Regions from separate parts of the Mus musculus genome. Here regions 1, 2 and 3 are each linked to region 4. Evidence: chromatin loops called from intact Hi-C (ENCODE). Cell type or tissue: heart. All regions are shown on one strand. Region 1 has its middle 26 kb from the start of Cspg4b. Region 2 overlaps Gm34586 (a long non-coding RNA gene). Region 3 overlaps Arl15 (ADP-ribosylation factor-like 15). Region 4 holds the start of Gpx8 (glutathione peroxidase 8 (putative)).

Region 1 (5,000 bases), 220 kb after region 4:
CTCTTTGGCTATTTCTGGCCAGATGTTGAAACTTTGTTGGACAAACAATGCTTGTTCAAGAGGCTAAGGTCACAATCAGGTTGTTTTGTTTTGTTTTGTTTTGTTTTGCTTTGTTTTGTTTTTAGAAGAGCTTAAACAGCCAAATAAGCAGAAGGCGTAGCCCTACAGAACCCAAAGGGCTTAGGTAAGTGAGAAGATGCCTGTAAGTGAGAAGATGCCTGTTATGCAATTTGCTCTTGTTGTCTCTTCTGTCCAAATATACAGAGCCTCTTTTGTAACACAACAGCCTTCTATTTCATTTGACTGGATAAAGCCAGCTTTGTACAAGGAAATTGAGAGCTTGTCAACTGAATTTTGCCTAACCCCACTAGAACACAGACTAAACCGCCATTTCTGTTTCTTTTCTTAGAAGTGAGCTCTAAATTCGGTTTTATTTCATAGCATGCACTGGGCATGGGACTCGGTCAAAGATGACACTTTAAGGTACCAGATTTTCATCAAACAAATGGCGCCCCCAAGTGGCACAGCTTGTTTCAAGATCCAGCATCGTTCGGCGGTTCCTTGGGAAACCAGTCTTTTCCTTTTTAGAATGATTATTTCTGATTGTGTGTACGTGGATGTGTTTGTGTATGGGTGCCAGCCGGAAGCCAGAGGCACCGGATGCCCCTGGATCAAGAGTTAACCGATGTTTGTGGTCCACTTGACGTGGATGCTGGGAACCCGGCTCAGCAACCCTGCAAGAACAGTTAGTGCTCTTAACTGCTGAGCAGTACTTCCAGCCTTTAAAGTCCTGATTCCTAGAAACTGGAGAAATTATTTTGAAACAAGCACATCATCGGTTAGGTCTCTCACCACCATCACCTCCGCCGCCGCTGCCGCCGCCACCACCACCACCACCACCACCACCACCACCACCACCACCACCACCGCCACCACCACCGCCGCCATCATTACCAGCATTTTGTTTGCTGGCTAAGCATCCTCCCTATTATCAAGCGACATCTCCAGCCCCAATGGTATATTATTCTTTAAGATGGCTCTGTGAATTCTTCAACTTTAGCTTTTAGTTTCTGGAGAGCTTGAGATGTTTCTTCCTCCTCGCTGCCATGAGAAAGTAGCTTAGATTCAAACGCTGATGTTAGTAGAGGCATCTAAACTTTTGATATGATATCATCTACAGATGTGTTGGGACATATTCACAGCTATTGCGGGATGCAGGCAGCCCAAAGGCTGAAGCATGGACAAACCTGATTGGATGGTTTCTCATGTGAAGGGCTAGGCTAATCTAGAATAAACATTCCCAGTTGAATTAACACGTAGGCAAAGAGAGGACGCTAGAGAAAATGGGTAATAATTTGAATCAGCATGTGCAGGCCTTGGTCTTTCTGCAACACGTGTGGTCTTAGGAAGGAACAATGGCTTTTGCGTATGTGGGTGGTAAACGATGCTGAATGCCTTGATTTAGACTGCAGTGCCAATGATGGAGTTACTGGTGGAATGAAGAGGCACGTGAGCTGTTCTTTCTCAAGGCTGACTTTGAACATCAACTCTCTGAGGCAGCGCAAGTTGATGGAAAACCATCCAGCAGACCTCCGTTCTCCAGTGGACTGGGAATGAAGTCAGTGGTAAGATGGAGCAGCTACGGGGTGTGGCTACTCTCATTGCTACTCTAAGGAGAACAAGGAAGTTGCCGCTGTGCTGGCTAGACCTGTACAGGTAGCCACGCTGATATAGCAGACAGCATGGAGGGCCTATGCTTCATGCTTTAGTAAATGTCTAAATGTGTGTTTGAGGGTCGGGGGTGGGGGTGGGGAGAGAAGGACAGCACCCGGAAAGGGTAAGACATACTTAATAACTCTTGCAAAGACAATACTCAGCTGCACTATTCACGTTGTCCACTAGAGGGCGGGCCTACTCAGTATTCCCCATCTGGAATCCCAGAAGTAGATAGAGTTCACTGTCTATACAGAGTATCAGGGTTCCTGCAGGAAAAAATATCCTAATATCTCCGACCAGATATCATTCTTGTGACATGAAATCTCTATCTTGCACAGTGCAGAGTATTTATCAATATTTTTGACCACGAAAAGCCAGCAGACATGACAGTAAATAATCTCCAATTGCTAATTATATTCTGGGGAGGAAAAATTACCCTTAACCGACAATCATTTGCATATTGTATTTCAGACTTGTGTATTAGTTATTCGCTGTTATAAGGCTCAAACATCTCTTTTCTCAAGACTCTTGTTTAGCCAAGAGCCAATGAGCAAAGCTGTAAAAAGACACAAGTCTCCACAATTTCCCAGATACAGGGGGTCTGATTAGGGCTGTCATATATGATATGGGGTTACATCCTGTTGGCACTCACTATGTGCTCTCTGTGTCTTTCAGAGTCTTCCTCCAAGAGTTCAGACCACAGGAAGCAAGGTGTTTTGTAAATTGACTTTACACTAGGGGTTGTGGTCATTTGGAATTTGACATCAACCACTGTGTTGATGGATGTGTGCATTTAAAATGAGGAACTGGCCTGGAAGAGAATATTGTGTAAGAAAGTGAGTCTGTAGTGTAAGAACTGCAGGGCCCGCAGAATCTGAAGACAGAGCTACTAATAGTATTTATCCCAGAGAGCCACTAAGTGAATTAAACACTGTACACGTGTCTGGAGAAACGTGCATACTTTTGAAAGTCTCCCACCCACAACACACACACACACACACACACACACACACACACACACACACACACACACTGTTTCTCAGTGTAGCTCTGGTTGCCCTGGAGCTTGTTCTATGGGGCCAGCCTCTCCTGGAACACAGAGATCCACTGATGGCAGATGGAATTAGAGGTGTGTGCCACCAGGGTCTGGCCCAGCATTGAAATGTCTTTTGTTGTGAGGGAGTTTGGCAGTTTGGAGACAAAGTTGCAAGGTCGACTTCCAATTAGTCTCCATTGAAAGGAAGATGGGTGCTAACCATGAGTGAACAATATCATGGTTTGTTTCTATTTTAGCAACAGTCAGTGCCATGTTGTCTGTGTGTCAAATTGATTAAAGATGTTTATATAACAGAGATTACGGTAGTATGTGTTACCACAGAAACAGAAGGAAAAAGTGAAAGCAGCTAGGTGTGTACCTCGAGTCCCCCCACTGCGGATCAAAATAAGCTCAACAAAAGCATCAGCTCACGGACCTTAAATACACACCATAAAGTATACCCACACCACAACCCGTAGACACTTCATGACTACCATGTATAACATTATTTCAGTATTCATTCTAGTAGTGATGCATACCTCATTAATTCATGGACATATAACTGACTACGTTGGATTCTAAATGGCAATCTAAATCTCCATGGATAATTCCTTGTCTCTAATCTTTAATCATTATTAACAACACTTCAATCTATTCAAGGCAATCTACTTAAAAAAAAAAAAAAAACGTAGGTTACAGCAGTCAGAAAAAAATAAAACTAAAAGCCACCCAGAAACAGTCAGAAACCCATGATCAGCACTGCCTGTCCTTATGTTTAACACTGTGCTGGCTTTATTCAAAACACAGTTGCACAAGGGTATCAGCTCCAGGGTCTTTAAGGACTTCACACACTATATACACATATCTTGCGCGTGCCCTGACTCGCCAGCAAGAACGACGCTGCAACAGGATCCTTCTGTACACGTTTATTGGGAGAGCTTGATTGCAGAGGCGAAGAGACCCTAAGCCCAGAACTGGTGCTGCTTATATAGGCCTAGGAGAGGCGTGTCTCACACCTGGATTGGTTATGCATGGGTTGTGCTTACCACCTCATTTGCATGCCTACATCTGATTGGTTAACTTGTCTCTCATCTGATTGGTTAACTTGTTTCTCATCTGATTGGTTAATTTTGGTTAATTCTCAAAACCTCATCTTGGCAAAAAAACTTTACTGCCTATGTATGTGTGGTGGCCAGCGGTAGCCAGCACCACCCTGCAATGGCACATGTGGCTTCCCACACACACATAGTACGAAGAGTGCTTAAACAGGACCTGGAACTTCTACAGAATAGAAAACCCACCCTTGCTTATTTGCATAAAATGCCGCCCACAAAGTTAAATATGTCTTAGTGGTTATCTGGAGGCTTTATAGTAAAATCCTCACTAGTGTAAATCCTGCATCAGACACAGAGACAAGATAGAGGACTGACCCAGGGCAGGATTTTTTAAAATTTAGTTTTAAAACTTGCATTAATGGGCGGGGGTGCACGCCATAGCATGCAGGGGATGGCGAGGACTACTTGTGGGGTCAGCACTCTCCTCCCACAGTGTGGGCCCTGCAGATCAAGTCTGGATCATTGGGCTTTGCAAAAAGTGCTTTTAACCACCAAGTAGTCTCACCATCCCAGAGGTGAGATGTTTGTTTGTTTGTTTTTAGAGCAGACAAAGTAAGTCCAAATCTCCCAGGCCAGTGTTCCACGTCGCACACTTGGCAGGTCTCTGTGCTTCTCATAGCATAGAGAAAGTAGAGGCTTCTGAGCTCCGGGCCCTGTACCTGGAGTAGTGAACAGACTCTGGTTAAGTGCACCTCTGCTTTTTTCTTAGCAAATCCCTCCCTGCGTTTGGATGTTGTCCAACTCTCTCCTCCCTCTTCCTTTCCCCCTCTCTCCCCCTCTCTCCTCCTCCCTCACTTTTTTCCCAGACAAGTCCGAATTCTAGAACTCCCTTCCCTAATCTTAAGATCTTTTTACCCTACAAGAGATACTTGTCAAATCCCAACTCTTTGGCGCGGTCCTTACACCTGGTCTTTCTTCCTCTTAGCAAGCCGTCTGTCCATTCTGGGCATGACAATGACATTTCAGTCTCTGGACGAGGTAAGGATGCTTCTCCCATCTAGGGTGGTTCTATCCTTCAAATGGCATTATCAGCCTTCCTCTATCTCTTGTTCCACCTTTCACGAAACCTTTCAGCATCTCTGAGCACTCATAATAGACCTCTTCATGTAACTGTATCCAATACATCTCATTCT
Region 2 (5,000 bases), 620 kb after region 4:
CTGCACCACTGTAATGCAGACTTTAAAATAAGAAGGAGGGCGTTTCGGTTGGAGTGTGAGAGTTCAGAATCAGAGCAGGAAGCCCAATGCTTGGTTAGTTGTTTAAGAAGTTGTCTTAAAGAGAAAATCAATTCTTTATATTTTGATCATCAAAAGGCCAGTTGAGGAATTATTTTTCAAGGGAAAAAATTAGATTCTAGCCTAGAATAAAGGTGTTAACTCAAATCTGTGCCCTCTCTCTCTCTCTCTCTCTCTCTCTCTCTTTCTGGCCACATCTGTAAGAAACATGTTTGCCACCATGAGCCACTGAGGACACAGATGCATACCTGGTGACGGTCATTCAGGTTTATGACACAGAGACCCTCTGACGACGGTGCTCGTAACCCCCTGAACTGATTTCCTAGTCCTAGGTTGACTACAAATGAGAGGCTAAAATATGCCCACTTAAATTTCAACAGTATTGGGCAAAGTAGAGGCCAAATTGTATTGTCTCGGGGTAAATTTACCTTCTGTATAATTTATCCTTTGATTTCTCTGACTTTGACTAGCTGTGTCTGACTTTGAGCAGGTGAGAGGACAGAGTGGGAGAGGCAGACAGAAGCATGGCTCAGCCCATGGATTAAGAGGTGAAGGGTAAGGAGATTAGGCTTAGCAGCAAGAGTCAGTGGCAAGATATCAAATAAGCCATAATTTTTCAGAAACTAATCATGGCCTTCAAGTTACAGTCTCACATAACCTGGGTGAAGAGGAGTAGAACCAGCCAGGGGCTGCCATGGGTTTGAATTCATTTTAGAAAGACAGCTTTTAAAAACCAGACTATTGGCCTGCCTGAAAGAATGGATTGGCAAGAGGTCTTGGTGTACCTTAGTGGATGCAGTCTGATCCCTCTGTGGGCACTAGTCTGTTTCAGATGTTTTCTTTAAAGCCAGTATGCAGTGGGAATGCTAAGGGTTCTTTGGAGAGTCGGTTGTGTTGGGTGGTGTTTTGCTGAGGCAAACACACGAAGGAAAGTTTCACTGAAGCAGACACAGGAGGGAGGATGTTCTGCTAGAGCAAGCACGTGAAAGGACACGTGACGAAGGAGTATTTGCTAACAACACACACGTATTGGTCTGCCTCATACTGTGTAGTTCAGCTCCAGTTGTTGGGACTCCCTGGACTTGGGTTGGTAGGATGCATTTGCTAAAGCAAGACAGGTGTTGAGGCAAGACCTGTGCTGAGGCAAGACATGTGGAGGACACCTGATGTTTGGAGGGTATAAACAGGACTCACTGAATGGTAGAGAGAGGGAGAGCTTAGCTTGCTGGTACAGCTAGCTGTGCAACTCTTATAGATCTTGTGTCTTCACTGATCTTAGCTTCCCTGAGAGAGGCTCGGCTGAGAACCTCTCCTGGTGTCTCTGCAGGTCCCTCCTGCTGACTCAAGCTGAGGCTAGGTTATGTCGCCCCTGTTGCTAACCCATCTCTTCTGAACTGGACTGCTGGTGTATCCTTGAAGTGTTTGTGAATGGATCAAGCTGCTGCTGCCTGCTAACCAATGACCTGAACTGCCAATTTCCAGACAACACATTCGAGAGTTGCTCCAAGAACCTTTCTAAACAGGTCCACTTCCCCCATACCCTTTCTTTCCCACTGCCTCTGGTGGGTGGTGGGCTAACAGGGAGGTTAAAGTATCTAAGAACTGTCCTAGGATTTAAAACCCAATCCCAAGGCTGACCTCGGCCTCCGTACACACTTGCACAGACACATGGGCACACACACACACACACACACACACACGTTCCCTTCAGTCCTTTTCCTTAGCTGTTATCTATGAATCTGGTAAAACTAATTTTCTGGGAGGAACAGCTTGGTGAAATTCAGATGGTACGTAACTGAGTAAACTCTGAATTTCTGGACACAGAAGAGTGCTTTTGACTATGCCACTAAATACTCAATCACCCTGTCTACACTCCTCCAATGAGACCAGTACGTATGCAGCATCTGTCTCGGTCCATTTTAAACACTCCTCTATGAAGAAAGGCTTCTAACATGTCATATGCTCCTTTGAATGTCTATATATTTTTAAATGTAGCAGAATATGTTAATTCAGACGAGAAAGAAGCAGATCTCTTCAAGATGTAAAGTGAACTACGAAACCAAATCCAGATTTAGTGTGATCTGTGGTCTAAAGCGGCTCATTTTTTAAATGTTGTGACTGCCACCTGGTGGCAGAGACTGGAATTTCAGGAGCGGAAGGCTGATTCTTGAGAATTAACTAATTCGGAACAAGCAACTCTTAGACTTTCTGAGTGAGTGGAGAAAAGATGGAACAGGAAAAATTTGAAGGATAGATTTTGAACTCTTGCTTTCTGATCGAAAAGCTACCAAGCTAAGAATATGTGTACCCTGCATAAGTGTGGCCATAAAGATATTAAAGCCGTGTGATCAAAGAAAACACTTAAGCAGCACAGTGGGGTCGTTACTTTGCCCTTTACCACCTGAGCCAATGTCAAGTCACAATCTCTCAGACACTCGTTCTATCCCTCTCTCTCTCTCTGTCTCTCTGTCTCTCTCTCTCTCTCTTTGCTAGTAGAATGGGAAAACACACCTTTCAGATTTGCAAGGAGGTTAGAAAAATAGAACACGGAATGCATAAGATAGAACCTTATGCACAGTAAATGTTCAGTCAGAGCTAGATGATATTTAGAATATAGTATCTTCAAAAAAAGACCAAGGTCCTTTGGAGGAAAGATGATTTCATACAGACCCATTTCAAGCTAATGGGTTGCCCTGCCATGTTTCTTTAAACGTTCATTGGGGTCTTGAAAAAAAACGCTGGCTGTTACTGGATAACACCGTAAGCTCTGGAGCTGGTTTAGACCAGGCCAGACTTAGGAAAGTACTGACTCGATGCTGAAGCCACGGAGCTGTCCTTATCAGCCAGGATCGAATGGTTGTCTAAGTTCCTTCCCACATCTGACCAGAAGCCCTTTGGAGTTGGTAACATGATTCTTGGGCGTCTGGGCCGTTGATCCTGAGAACCTCAAGTCTGCTTTTTCAACCCTGAGGGGAATTCCAAAGAAATACTCAGTACCTGTAGTTCACACGTGGTGGTTTCCAGGGCCTTCTGAGTTCTCTCTTCCACAACAGAGTTCAGCTGAGAGGTCGGGTTAAAGAAAGTGTGGAATTGGAGACAGCGGGGTAGAAGAACCAATGAGTACGGCGAAGAGAGAACCAACGGAGAAAGATTTCAGTGAGCGCGGGAAGAGAAGCAACAGTGTCCGATCCCGGTTCCCAATAAGACACTGCAAAGGAATGCACTGAGTGTATAAGGCTCCTTTGAGGTTCAAAAAATAGAGAAAGAAAAAGCGTTGCCTTTGCAGCCTACCCAGGTGTTCTCTAAACACTGTAATTTCTTCTTTGTGGGTCGGTGGCCCAGCTGCATCTTTCCCACGCACCTCGTGACCATCTCCAGCACTGACCTCCAGCCACTAGGCTCACAAAGAGTTGTTTCAAAAGCACCTTTTTGTGGCAGGATTCTGGGATCGGATCTAAGAAGCCAGTTAACTAAAGGTAAGAAATTTATCCCCAGAACGCTGGAGGAGAGATTTCACACCATTTCTCCTTTCCCAAGCCAGGAATGATGTCCTTATTCAATCCTGATTAGTTGGGTGTGTCCCACCAAGGCTCGGATGCTGGGGCGTGGGTCACAAACTAGTGGCGCTATTTTGAGAGTTCCTGTAAACTTTTGAAGATGGCACATCGCTAGAAAAAGTAGTCCATTGGGGGTAGGTCTTGGGGGGGGGGGTGGAATCCTCTCCCTATCCCTTTATGGTCCACCAAAGAATGAACAGCTTCCTCCTCCACATATTTCTCCTACCTACCATAAAGTTTTGCACCACAATAGGTGCAAAAACAGGGGTCCCTATTGCTGTGGACTGAGTCCTCGGAAGCCATCCCAAAGAAATTGTCCCTCTCTTAACCAGCTTGCCTAGGTAATTTGGAACTGGAATCCCAGGATATTAGGGTTGTTTGTTTGTTTGTTTGTACTTCTTTTGAGGCACACAGTGAATACTTCCCAGCATGCCTTGAGACAGTCGAGATAAAACAGGTGTCTTTGTGTCTCCTTGACCCTTTATTTAGAGGATTCAGACTCATCAAAAAGCATTGCCTTAGAGTTGGGAACTCCCTATAGACAGAATAAAAAATGGCTGAGAATCAACTCCCAAGCTGTTATTGGCTTGCCACTGTGTCTTGGAAAATAACATAGATCGTTTGGATACAGCTTTTTTTTTTTCTTTTTTCTTTTTCCCCCTAAAGCCGGTCTGAGTAGATTTCTGTTAGACTAGAAACACAAACACAGGTGGTCCAGGACTTGCTGCGGTTTGGCTTGATGACGGTGTAAAGGCACTCCCGTTCAGTAGAAATTAGACATCTGTTTTTCCTGCACTGGTGACACACAACATTGTGCTTTCCAATTCCAGGCAGCCATGTGATTACGAGGAGCAGTGCATAGCCTTCCCCTCTGCGAATCAGACAGAGAGAGCCTCACCACCCTCTGAGCTTACAGAAACATCTTGATATTATCCAAAAAGGCATTGGTTCTGTGTTGCTGTTCCAGGTCTCTACAGCTGAGATAAGGATGAAGGACCATCTTGGCACTAACTGAAGTCTGGAAGATCGAAGAGTATGTAAGTTGGGTTCCCAGCAGGAAACAGGGCCTCTTAAAACTGAGAAATTCCAAAAATAAAACATGTATAGTAGCAGGAATAACTTGGGAATGTAGGAACAATGCAGGTTTTAGGGGCAATAAGAGCAGAGAGCCAGCAGCCTTTAGGGTCTGGAGAATACAATCCTTCCAGGGTTAGTAAGAAAGAGAACCCTTACAACCTTGAGGCCTAGACAAACTGAGCAGAGGAGGTGGCTAATGTAATCCAGAGTGAGCACTTTGGAGAAAGGCCAGTGGAGCAGGAGCTGTGACCCTCAGTGGAGAGACAGATAGACAAGCCCCGTGTCCTG
Region 3 (5,000 bases), 820 kb after region 4:
GCCTGCGGTCGTCTGAGAGAAGAGGCTTCGGTTGGGTCATTGCCTAAACCACACTGGCCTGTGACAGAATTTGTGCGGGACCACCTTGGTTGTGAATTAGTCCATAAAGGGGCCCTTAAACACTGGACAGCAGCATCCTTAGTCAGATGGCCCTGGGTTATGTTACAAAGGTAAGTAAGCATCCTGGACATCACCACCCTTATTAGGTGGCCCTGGGTTCTGTTGGAAGGTTAACTAAGCTTGAGCCTGCGTTCGAGCCAGCAGGCAGCCTTCCTCTGTGCCTTCTGCTTCGAGCTCCCGCATCAGGGTAGCCTTGACTTCCCTCCGCGATGGATTGTGACCTGGAAGTGCCTATGTCAAACTCACCCTCTCCTTCTGTTGTTATTATTGATCAGGATCTTAACCAGAGCCACGGAAAGGAAGCGACCATGGTCTGCAAGTATTTTCCAGTAGCCTGTTGTAGGCATTAAGGCTGTGATAGCAGACTAGACACTTACTAGTGCTGTAATTGTGGCAGGTGGCACACCTATACCAAACACTTGCAATGCAGTGTGTGTTGGGGGCTCTAGAACAGGATGAGAGTAAAGCGTTGAGTGAGTGTGGATAAAGGATGCCCAGTGGACCTCAGTGTGGACTTTTTGGTGCCTTCTAATTTTGGAAGTGTTCCTCTCTGTGTGTATGTGTTCTCTGTATATTGCCAGTATAAAATAAATTTAAGGTAAGTCTAAAATGTGAGCATCTGGTGGTACCTATTGAGATCATTTAGTGGCTTCGGAATGGCAAAGCACCAAGGGCTGGGGGTGTTGCGTCAGTTAGCGACAGGCTTGGAAGGCGCACTCAGAGGTGTGTGTGGTCTTTCAGGAACCCAGCCTTGTCTCTTGTTGCTTCTCCTTTTGCAGTGCTTGCTAGAACCTTCTTGTCCCGAGCAGCCTCTCGAGCTCGAGATGCCCATGTTTCAGACTCCAGGAAGGAAGAAGGACAACAATAGTCTGCCGGTCTTGTTTAAGGAAACTATCTCAAATGCCCATCCATTTCTGTTCTCAGACTTCAGAACATAAACAAATGGTCACATTTAACTGCATGCAGATAAGGCCGAGTTTTCCCCACTGGGCTGTGTATTCAGAGCGCCTCCCCCCCCTCGTCTAGAAGAAGAACCTCTTGCTGCCCAAAATACCTTGTCAGTAACTGTGGGAAGAAGGCTGATGGCACAATTTTATTTGCTTAGCTATGCTAACATTTGTGTGGAAAAGAGATTTTTTTTTATTAGTTACATACAAACCTGTGACTATCGAGGTGATATTTGAACTGGGTCAATGCTGCGGATGAAGTTCAGATCCAGTGTGATGTCTCTAAGAATACCTGTTCCGCCCACGAAATACCCTTGATTTTCTGCTTTGTCCCAGAGACCTGATTTCCTTGAGAGTGATTTGGAAAGCACTTTAACACGTACTCAAGGATTTTCTTGTTCTTTGAAGTGGCGCTTAGTCTGTGAGGTTGGCTTAATGTCAGGGTGAAGTTCTTGAGTAAGAACTGCTAACGAATATGAATTTGTAACAACTCTGAGATGCCAGTGACCTCTAGTGCCCGTTGCAGCCCTCACTGGGGAAAGTGACTGCACACCAGTCAGCCTTAGGTTTTCTATTCCCCGTTTGTTTCAGAAGTCAGGGGCTTTGGGGATACCACCTGGCAGTGTCCTCCTTCCTTCTTTGACCCCCCACCCCACCCTGTTGTCTTTTGTTGTTGTGTATTGTAAAACCAGTCCTGGGGTGAAGTGTTTTTCAGCTCAGAGTTTGAAGCTGAGCGTGTTGGCCTCTGGAAAGCAAAGGGTCACTAGCCCCGGGGCTGAGGTTAGCTCTAGCCAACCAAATATCAGGGTGCTTCCTCTTGCCTTCCCACGTTGTTAAACTCAGGGATAAAGTGATGACCGTGATAGCAAGGATTAGCAGAGTAATGATTTGGGAAGAGTAGTCAGGACTCTCCTTTGAATCCTGGTCCTCACCCAGAAGAATGTACCAATTTCAAGGATGGAGAGATGGCTCAGCTTTTAAGAGCTCTTGATTTTTCCTGCAGAGGACCTAGTACAGCTCCTAAAACCCACAGGACAGCACACAAAGGGTCCATAACTCCAGTTCCAGGGAATCTGATGCCCTCTTGTGGCCTCCCCTGGAACTGCATGAACATGATGCACACACATATATACATGCATGCAACACGCCATACATAAAAATAAACTACATAAATCTTTTTTAAATGAAAATCCTACTTTATAAACTACCACTACTTTAAATATATGCTAACACTCTTGTGACTTCATTTTATTTCATTGCATTTAAAATGTAGATCCAATTAGAATTTGTTTTAAGAGTCAGCTTAATTTGTGGGACTATATTTGCCCTCTTATTTGTGGGGCTGTCTTCTTATTTTATAATTCATTTTCATGTTTTTAGAAATACATATGGGCATGATAAAATCCCAGATAGACATTCTGTCTTCATAGATAGAGAAGTTGGGAAGTAATAAATACCAAGAGAAGGCCAGAATATCTCTTAAAGAAGTCTGTTGAACCAGATGTTTCCCATATCATGTGAGTTCAAAACTTCAGTGCCACTCAAACTGGGCCACACGCCATGCATTACTCATTCTGACCTTTAGTGTTAAGTTTGTCCTGCCTGTTAACAAAGGGTTCACCAGTTCTGTTTTCTTGAGGCAATTTGGCCGACTGATAGGAGGTGGCAGAGTCATACGAGACCTAGGTGATAATGGTAGGCTTAAGATGGGTTACGAGATGAGAGCGTTTCAATTGCACAAAGAGAAGGTGTCGTAGTGGGTGCCGGCCAGCTTTGTGATCAGGAGGAGACACCGACACATCATGAAGTAGGATTTCATAGTAAGTGTGACCCCCAGAGAATTGTCTTAGCTCTGTCTGGCAGTTTAAGCTGACTTGGAGATCTTTTGTGCTCAGAAAGAAATCGTTTTTGAAGTATAACTTATTATTGTTTTGGTAGCTGGTGCTCAAGTTCCAGGTGGGAGGGTGTGCCCCCTGGTGGCTGCTGTGCGTCAGTACCACTGACTATTTAGTTCTTCACGTCTAGTTGAGCAGACTGAAGCTAGATCTTGAAGCCCTGCGTTCATTAAGCTGCTGTGCTGGGAGCTGATGTACAAAGATTCCAAGTTCAAGGCCAGAAGATATCGCTATGATGGTAGTTCAACCCTTCATAGATTCCAGAATTTAAGGGTTAGCAAACGAATACTCTTTCATCCAGGCAGACAGTAGAAAGTGGACTGTAATCTCTGTCCTGCCAATGGTTAATTGTGATGGAGAAGGTTTCTATGCCACCCAGGTCTGTGGGAGTTAGACATTGAATTTCTTTGATAAAGATGTCTTCCGATTTTAAAAACAGATAGACCATTTCTACTTGTGACTCAATCTTTTGATATCCTTGTGAATTAAGTTGAATTATTTTCATTTAGGAGAAATAATTATGTTCATAATACTTTTAATTTTTTTTCCTATTTAATTATTTTTAATTAAAATTGCATATAACTTTCAAATGGTAAAAAAAAAATCTGCCACTCCTTTTTCTGTTAATATATAATTTCTCCTCTCAAACAATAAATGTATGCTTCCATAAATCTTGGTCTGTTTGTGTTCTAAAAACATAACTGAACCCATTACTCAATAGCGTCTAACTATTTTTCAGTCTATTTTAAGTGCTTTCCCATGTTATTATGTTTTAAAGTGTTATGTATAAAGCCGAATTTTTTTTATCCTATGTCGTTTAGAGAAACTTGTATAGAATTAAATTCTTTTGACATTAGCCTACAAAGTCAACCAAAGGGGTACCTGAGGCATTGACGCTAACCTTCCAAGGTCTTTGCGGATCTCGTGAAGAGCATTGTCTTTTCATAGGTGTGGATTGAGAGCAATTTTAATACGTGGGAGTTGGGTTAATAATCACCTGAATTGTGTCTATTAGTATTAATTGGTGTTTCTAAGCACTTAGAGCATATTTGCTCAGTTAAGAAAACATAATTTAGTGGATTATTTGGGATAGCTGTTGTGTCCTGGTTCCGGATATTCTTGGTTAACCTGACTTGCTACTCTTGGTAGTCAACTTGACTACATCTGGAATTAACTAAAACCCAGCGGGATGGGAACAACTGCTCATTTTTTTCCTTTCTCCCTTTTTGCTTTTTTCAAGATAGGGTTTCTTTGTGTAGCCCTGGCTGTCCCGGAACTCAGAGATTCGCCTGCCTCTGCCTCCCAAATGCTGGGACTAAAGGTGTGTGCTGCCACCACCCAGCTAAGAGCTTCTTTTTTTTTTTTTTTTTTTTTAAAGTGGGAAGACCCACTTTTAATCTGGATCTTTTGAGTTGGGGAGCTCTCCCTTTAGTCTGCATTCTACCTTCTGGTGGCAGCCCATAGAACAGACATGGATGAAGGAAGCTCTTGTTCTCTGCCTGCTTGCCCTCACTCTCACTAGCCAGTCCATCCTTTCACTGGCATGAGAGCAGAGCCCACTTCTTTGGGATTCTGGTATATACTGAAGACCAGCTGAGGAAGCCAGCATTGTGGACTGAACAAGTTCTACATTCTTAGGACTTGTATTGGTAGACAGCCATTGTTGGATCACAGCCTGGAATGAGTTCCTGTGTGTTTGTGTGTGTGTGTGTGTGTCTGTGTATGTATGTATATATATTCCTATGAATTCCATTTCTCTAGAGAACCCAGAACCCTGACTAATATAATAGTCAGCTTGTAAGAATTTAAGAAGGCAGGGCTTGTTTTGAGACCCAATGTTCCTTTTGGCATTTAATTATTAGTAACTGTGAGTAAGACTCTCACATTTTCTTAGTTCTTTAGTCATACTACCAAATAAAAGTCACTTCTGCCCCTGTATTCAGGTTATATTTGCGCTTTCCTTTGTAAGGTGCTAACTGCTAGCAATCAAAGATACTTCTTGTGTTCTCTGAGTTTGTTAAGGTCCACTAGAGGGCAC
Region 4 (5,000 bases):
AGTTGATACCTTCTTCCGGAATCTAGACTTTACCTCTAGGTTCTTACTCTCCTGTCTACGGTCAGTGAGATCTCACATACTGTTTGTCGCATTTTTGGTTATATGAGGTGAGTTAGGTTCCACAAGCTCCCCCCCTTCCCCCCCCCCCCCCCCCCCCGCTCCCAGTAAGAGCTGTAGAGCTGTAGAGCTATAGTGTTTGACAGAGTTCTTGTTAGATTTTACTTGGATGCTTTGCTCAAGAAAGAGTTCCTGTCCTACCTTTTCTGTATACCCCAGAAATAAAAGCCACAGGGTTCCTGTTCATTGTCTTACAAGTGCTTTAGCTTGCTTTAAATAGATGGCCGTGGAAATAGATTCCCGTGGCTACTTTAATTATAGAGGAACCCTCACATGACTGGGTTTTGAAAATAAGTTATTTTGCTTTGGATCTCTGCAAAACCCTGGCAAACTGACAGGTCAACCTTGAGGATAATGACTCAGATAAAGAGGCCACCATAAAAGTAAGCATAAAGACATACTCAGTTAATGATGTGCTGCCATCAGGTATCCCTGAAGTGTGCAGCATTAGTACAAGGCAGGGAGACTGCCCCAAAGGGCAGTTAGATTACTGGAGAGTTGAAGTATCTGGGAAAGCAGGCATGGCCACGCTTCACATTAGGCCTTCACCATGATGGTCACAGGAGTAAAAACATATCAAAGTAGAATTCTTTACCATCCCAGAAGTCAGAACATCGAGTTAGAAAGTGGCAAAGGGCGAGGTTCTGGATCCTTGACAGTTTTATGAAAACTTCCCAGTAAAATAAACGAAATATGAGCTCTAGCCCTAAAAGTATCTATTTATCTTTCTCTATATCATTCATATGTAATGTATGAAATGAGAAGAATGAACAACATTGAGGCAGAGTAGATATTTACCAACAATAAATCTAAACGCAGGTTCTGCTTCCGGCCCTAAAATCTTAATCTTGTGGAAGATGGGGAATGTGACTCCGTAGTTCTGTCTCGCAAAAGATTCTACCTCCTTGCTGGACTTGGGCTCCGATTCTCCAAACTGATTGCACGGAAAAGCCAGGACGTTGAAGTGATAGGGCCCGAACTCCTTGTGTAGCTCCCTGAGAGTCTGGTAACTCTTGTCTGTGAAGCGGCAGTCACTAGCCACGTTTACAACCAGGGAAGCCTCCCGGAAAAAGAAAAAAAGAAAAAAAAAAGACCCACCGGAAAGAGAAGCAAAAGATTAAAAAAAAAATCTTCATACAGCTAAAATCCTAAGCCATTTTGGCAGACTACGAAGTCTGATAGATTCCATATTTTTAGACAGATCCAACTTTATTGAAAACCATAACCCAAATGAATGGTCGAAGACTGTGACAAAGTTTTAGTTAGGTTATGTAAAGAACACTCTTAGTAGCGGGTCTCAAAGCATCTCCTAGATAATACAGCATCGTTTCCTCACAAAAGAGAAGACAGCTTTCGAGAAAAACAGTTGCTTTGTGGAGTGGAAGTTTAAAGCTCTTAGAATTCTGATAACTAAAAGGACCACTAACGATATTACTTTGAAGACTACATTCCAACTTATGGCTGTGCCGAACCCCACTCTATGCTGAGAATAAGTGTCAGGGCCAAGGAACAACAGAAATAAAAGCCGGAAGACTTACTTTGCCTTTGAACTTTTCCAGAGACACGGTCCTTCCTTTGGCATCCTTTACTTCAAAGGAGTAGAAGCTGTTGGTTCTCGGCTTCAGGAATTTTAACTGAAGGAGAAAAAGCATCACGGTGCACAGAACCATAGAGAGCAAAACTGCAAATATCTTTGCTTTGGGCCCGGAACATTTTAATGGGTAGGCAGCGAAAGGCTCCATTTTGGACGATCCTGGGAGTCTCAGCAGGCTGGAATGCAAGGCGGGGCTGAAACTTGAAACCCGCCGAGCTTAAGGAGAGCCGGAAGGGGTTACAGACCCTTCGGCTGCTGAAGAGCAGGAGGACCCTTCCCAGAAGAATCAAACGAAGTCAGAAAATCAAAAAAAAAAAAAAATTGTTAACGTGGCTGCACTTTAACTTTTTTTTTTTTTTTGATAGAAGAATTCTATCGTTTTAGTAGATCCTTAAGACGCCCCCTTCTACGAAAACGTTTTACCAGAAGGTGGTGCTCTTGTAACTTGGAAATGAGTGGTCATCGGGCTGCTCAGCATCCCGTGTGTTCACTGAGCAATAGATTGGCTGTGGAGGACTGAATAACACCCAGAAATGGCTTAGAGTGTAGATTAATGTGGTCTGTTAATATGACGTGTGACCACAAAGAACTTAAAGGTTTTATGTATTTATTGACGTACTATATGAATATAGAGAATATTTATAATAGAGCAACGAAGGCTGGAAAAGATCATCCTATTTATTCTGACGTCATCTAGTGAAGGCAACCAGATGCCAGGAGAAGACAGCAAAAATAGAAAGCCATAAAGGCATAACACCCATTCTCTATTAGAAACCATAGCAGCTATTGTCTTCTTCAATTTTGTCTTTGTCACTGGTGAGATAGTTTACAACATAACATGCACACACACACACACACACACACACACTCACACACACAGAGGCACACATTCACAGGCACACAACTCACATACACAGATACACACACACAGACATCCACACACAGGCACACATATGCAGATACACACAGGTATACATATGAACACACAGGCACAGACATAGGCACATACACACAGGTATACACACATATACATAGGCACACACCCAGATACACCCATATACACATATCCCCATACATACACATATATACACACATTCCCCCCACATATGCACCCTCACACACATAGCCCCTCATATACATATACATACACATACATATACATACACATATATACAATACACACTATAGATATGCCCACATGCATACACACGCACATATATCCCACTGATAAATTTCATGAAATGGTTCTTTACCCACTCTGTAGTCCTGACCATTGCACTTCTGAGACAGCATGGTTCTGACCTATGAAAATGACTCATGGATTCCAAACTGTAGATGAAAAAATCCTGGGCTCTGTATTAAAGCACAACCCTTGCAGCAGAATTCAAATATTTAAATAGCAGAATTCAAGCACAAGCCCCAAATGAAATCCGCAAACCCACATCTGTGCGGACACACTCATTAGCTGCTGTATCTTTCATCTCTTTTCTCTTTGGCTATAGCTCACTACCCAGGGCCTTTGCTCTGAAGAGCATAGTTACTGGGGGTGGACACTGGAGGCAGCTGAGGGCTGCATATCCCCAGCCTCCTTAGGATTTGCCCTGTTTACCACACAGGAAATTCTGGACTAACATGACATCCACTTGGTGGCACTGCACATTTCTAGGAGGTCTAGACGCTGGCTTTCTCTTGCTCCTGGTGCTTTTGAGCACCTGTCCCCAGCTTCTGTTGTGTGTGGGGTTGGGTGTAGTTGAGCAAAGGTAGTTTAGGCTTGAAGTTAGGTAAGAGGATTCAATGGTAGTGTGTACTGGTAATCCCAGCACTGTGGCAGCTGAGGTAGGGGGATCATGGTTCTGTCTCCAGTCAGGGTTACACACAGAGAGCCGGTCTCAAAAATAAAAACAAGAAAAACAAAAAATTAGAAAGCAACCAACTAACCACTACCATTTCCACTACCACCATCACCACCACCTCTTCCTCCTCCTCCACCCCCACCACCATCACCACCACCTCTTCCTCCTCCTCCTCTTCCATCACCACCACCACTATCACCACCACCTCTTCCTCTTCCTCCTCCTCCTCCCCCTTTCCCACTACCACCACCACCACCTCCTGTTCAAAGGACCCGCCTTCCACCATGTCCTTTGTTACTCTTTTGTTACTCAGCCACTCTGGCCTCACTCTCCATTGGGCTGGGACCCTTGAACCTCTTACATTACCTTCACCTAGTCCACCCAAGACCTCTGGACTAAGAATTTTCATAGCCTCCCCTTTAAAAAAAAGATTTATTTTATTTATGAGTACACTGTAGCTGTCCTCAGTCATAGCAGAAGAGGTCATGGGATCCCATTACAGATGGTTGTGAGTCACCTTGTGGTTGCTGGGAATTGAACTCAAGACTTCTAGGTAAGGAGTCAGTGCCCTTAACTGCTGAGCCATCTCTCCAGCCCCCAAGAACTTTAATTCTTTGTAGGATCTCCTCATGATGCATGCATACCACAGCCCCAGAGCCTTACGGGAAGGATGTGTGCCTTGTCTCTGTGGATAAAGTCCTTTATCCAGTTCATCAGGCAATCCAAGTAAATGGATGGGGAACTTGGTCTCTAAACAGTTAACCTATAGAAGAGCTGCTAAAATTTGAAAATTTGAACCATGTGATTCATCCCTTTGTGATAGGGAGCTAGAGTGGTTCCCTCTGTGAGGGTTGCTGGTGCACCGCTCCTCAGACAGGGCCTTTGTATATAAGGTAATACTGTTTTGAGAAAATACACTGGCCTGTTTTCTCCTACAGAGATTCACCAAGTGATCCAGAGTAGAGTGGGTTTGAAAAGGCTAGAGTTCTGCTGTTTAAACTTGCAAGCAATCTCAGCACAAGCCAGCATTCTGAATAAGTAAGCAATCATTTGTGTCTGAGGCACATGTTGGTCTTATATGAAAGTTTGCTGTAGATGGACACTTTTAAAACTATTTAGTTAAATGTTACATCTATCATCATCTATGTATGTTTTGGTGTGTGAATGTATGTGTGTGTGTATATGGATGCATGTATGTATGTTTGTGTATGTGTATCTGAGCATCACTGCACATCTGTAGAGGTCAGGTGACAGCTTGTAGGAGTTGGTGTTGTCCTTCTGCCACGTGGGTCTTGGGGACTGAACTTAGGTTTTCAGGTGTGAGGGCAAACCTTCCTGTGGTTTTATTATTATTATTTGAAATGGGAGTTTGCCATATGTCCAGACTGGCTTTGAGATTGTGGTCTCCTCTGGTCCTCCTGACTCAGCCTCCCGAG

Evidence for each region. Hi-C counts contacts between places; a loop is a spot of excess contacts. Peaks named below come from ENCODE experiments on the same cell type or tissue, not always from the same donor. Only the 100,000 strongest peaks of a DNase experiment are listed, where the experiment ranks them.
Region 1: it touches region 4 in a loop (11-fold over the local background); 32 of 42 quality-filtered maps call a loop at or near these places.
Region 2: it touches region 4 in a loop (2.6-fold over the local background); 4 of 42 quality-filtered maps call a loop at or near these places.
Region 3: a loop joins it to region 4, with 2.9 times the contacts of the local background. A loop is called at or near these places in 2 of 42 quality-filtered maps.

The regions. Positions count from the first base shown.
Region 1 is chr13:113,264,922-113,269,921 of GRCm38, forward strand. No RefSeq gene overlaps it. Among named protein-coding and RNA genes, the nearest start is that of Cspg4b, 26 kb to the right of the region's middle. In heart, CTCF peaks have their summits at 523 (motif pointing left) and 1,904 (motif pointing right); no DNase peak of the experiment used is centred here.
Region 2 is chr13:113,667,701-113,672,700 of GRCm38, forward strand. Gm34586 (a long non-coding RNA gene) reads left to right here. Exons shown (of 6, transcript XR_382933.3): 2 at 3,421-3,554; 3 at 4,466-4,672. Among named protein-coding and RNA genes, the nearest start is that of Hspb3, 6.5 kb to the left of the region's middle. In heart, a CTCF peak has its summit at 2,226 (motif pointing left); no DNase peak of the experiment used is centred here.
Region 3 is chr13:113,862,954-113,867,953 of GRCm38, forward strand. All of the region lies in intron 1 of Arl15 (ADP-ribosylation factor-like 15), which reads left to right. Among named protein-coding and RNA genes, the nearest start is that of Arl15, 71 kb to the left of the region's middle. In heart, CTCF peaks have their summits at 2,164 (motif pointing left), 3,035 (motif pointing left) and 4,989 (motif pointing right); no DNase peak of the experiment used is centred here; H3K27ac peaks cover 465 bases.
Region 4 is chr13:113,044,517-113,049,516 of GRCm38, forward strand. All of the region lies in intron 2 of Cdc20b (cell division cycle 20B), which reads left to right. Gpx8 (glutathione peroxidase 8 (putative)) reads right to left here and starts at 1,872. Exons shown (of 3, transcript NM_027127.2): 1 at 1,656-1,872; 2 at 916-1,177. The coding sequence starts at 1,859. In heart, a CTCF peak has its summit at 2,123 (motif pointing right); a DNase peak (open chromatin) is centred at 1,895; H3K4me3 peaks cover 2,313 bases; H3K27ac peaks cover 1,497 bases.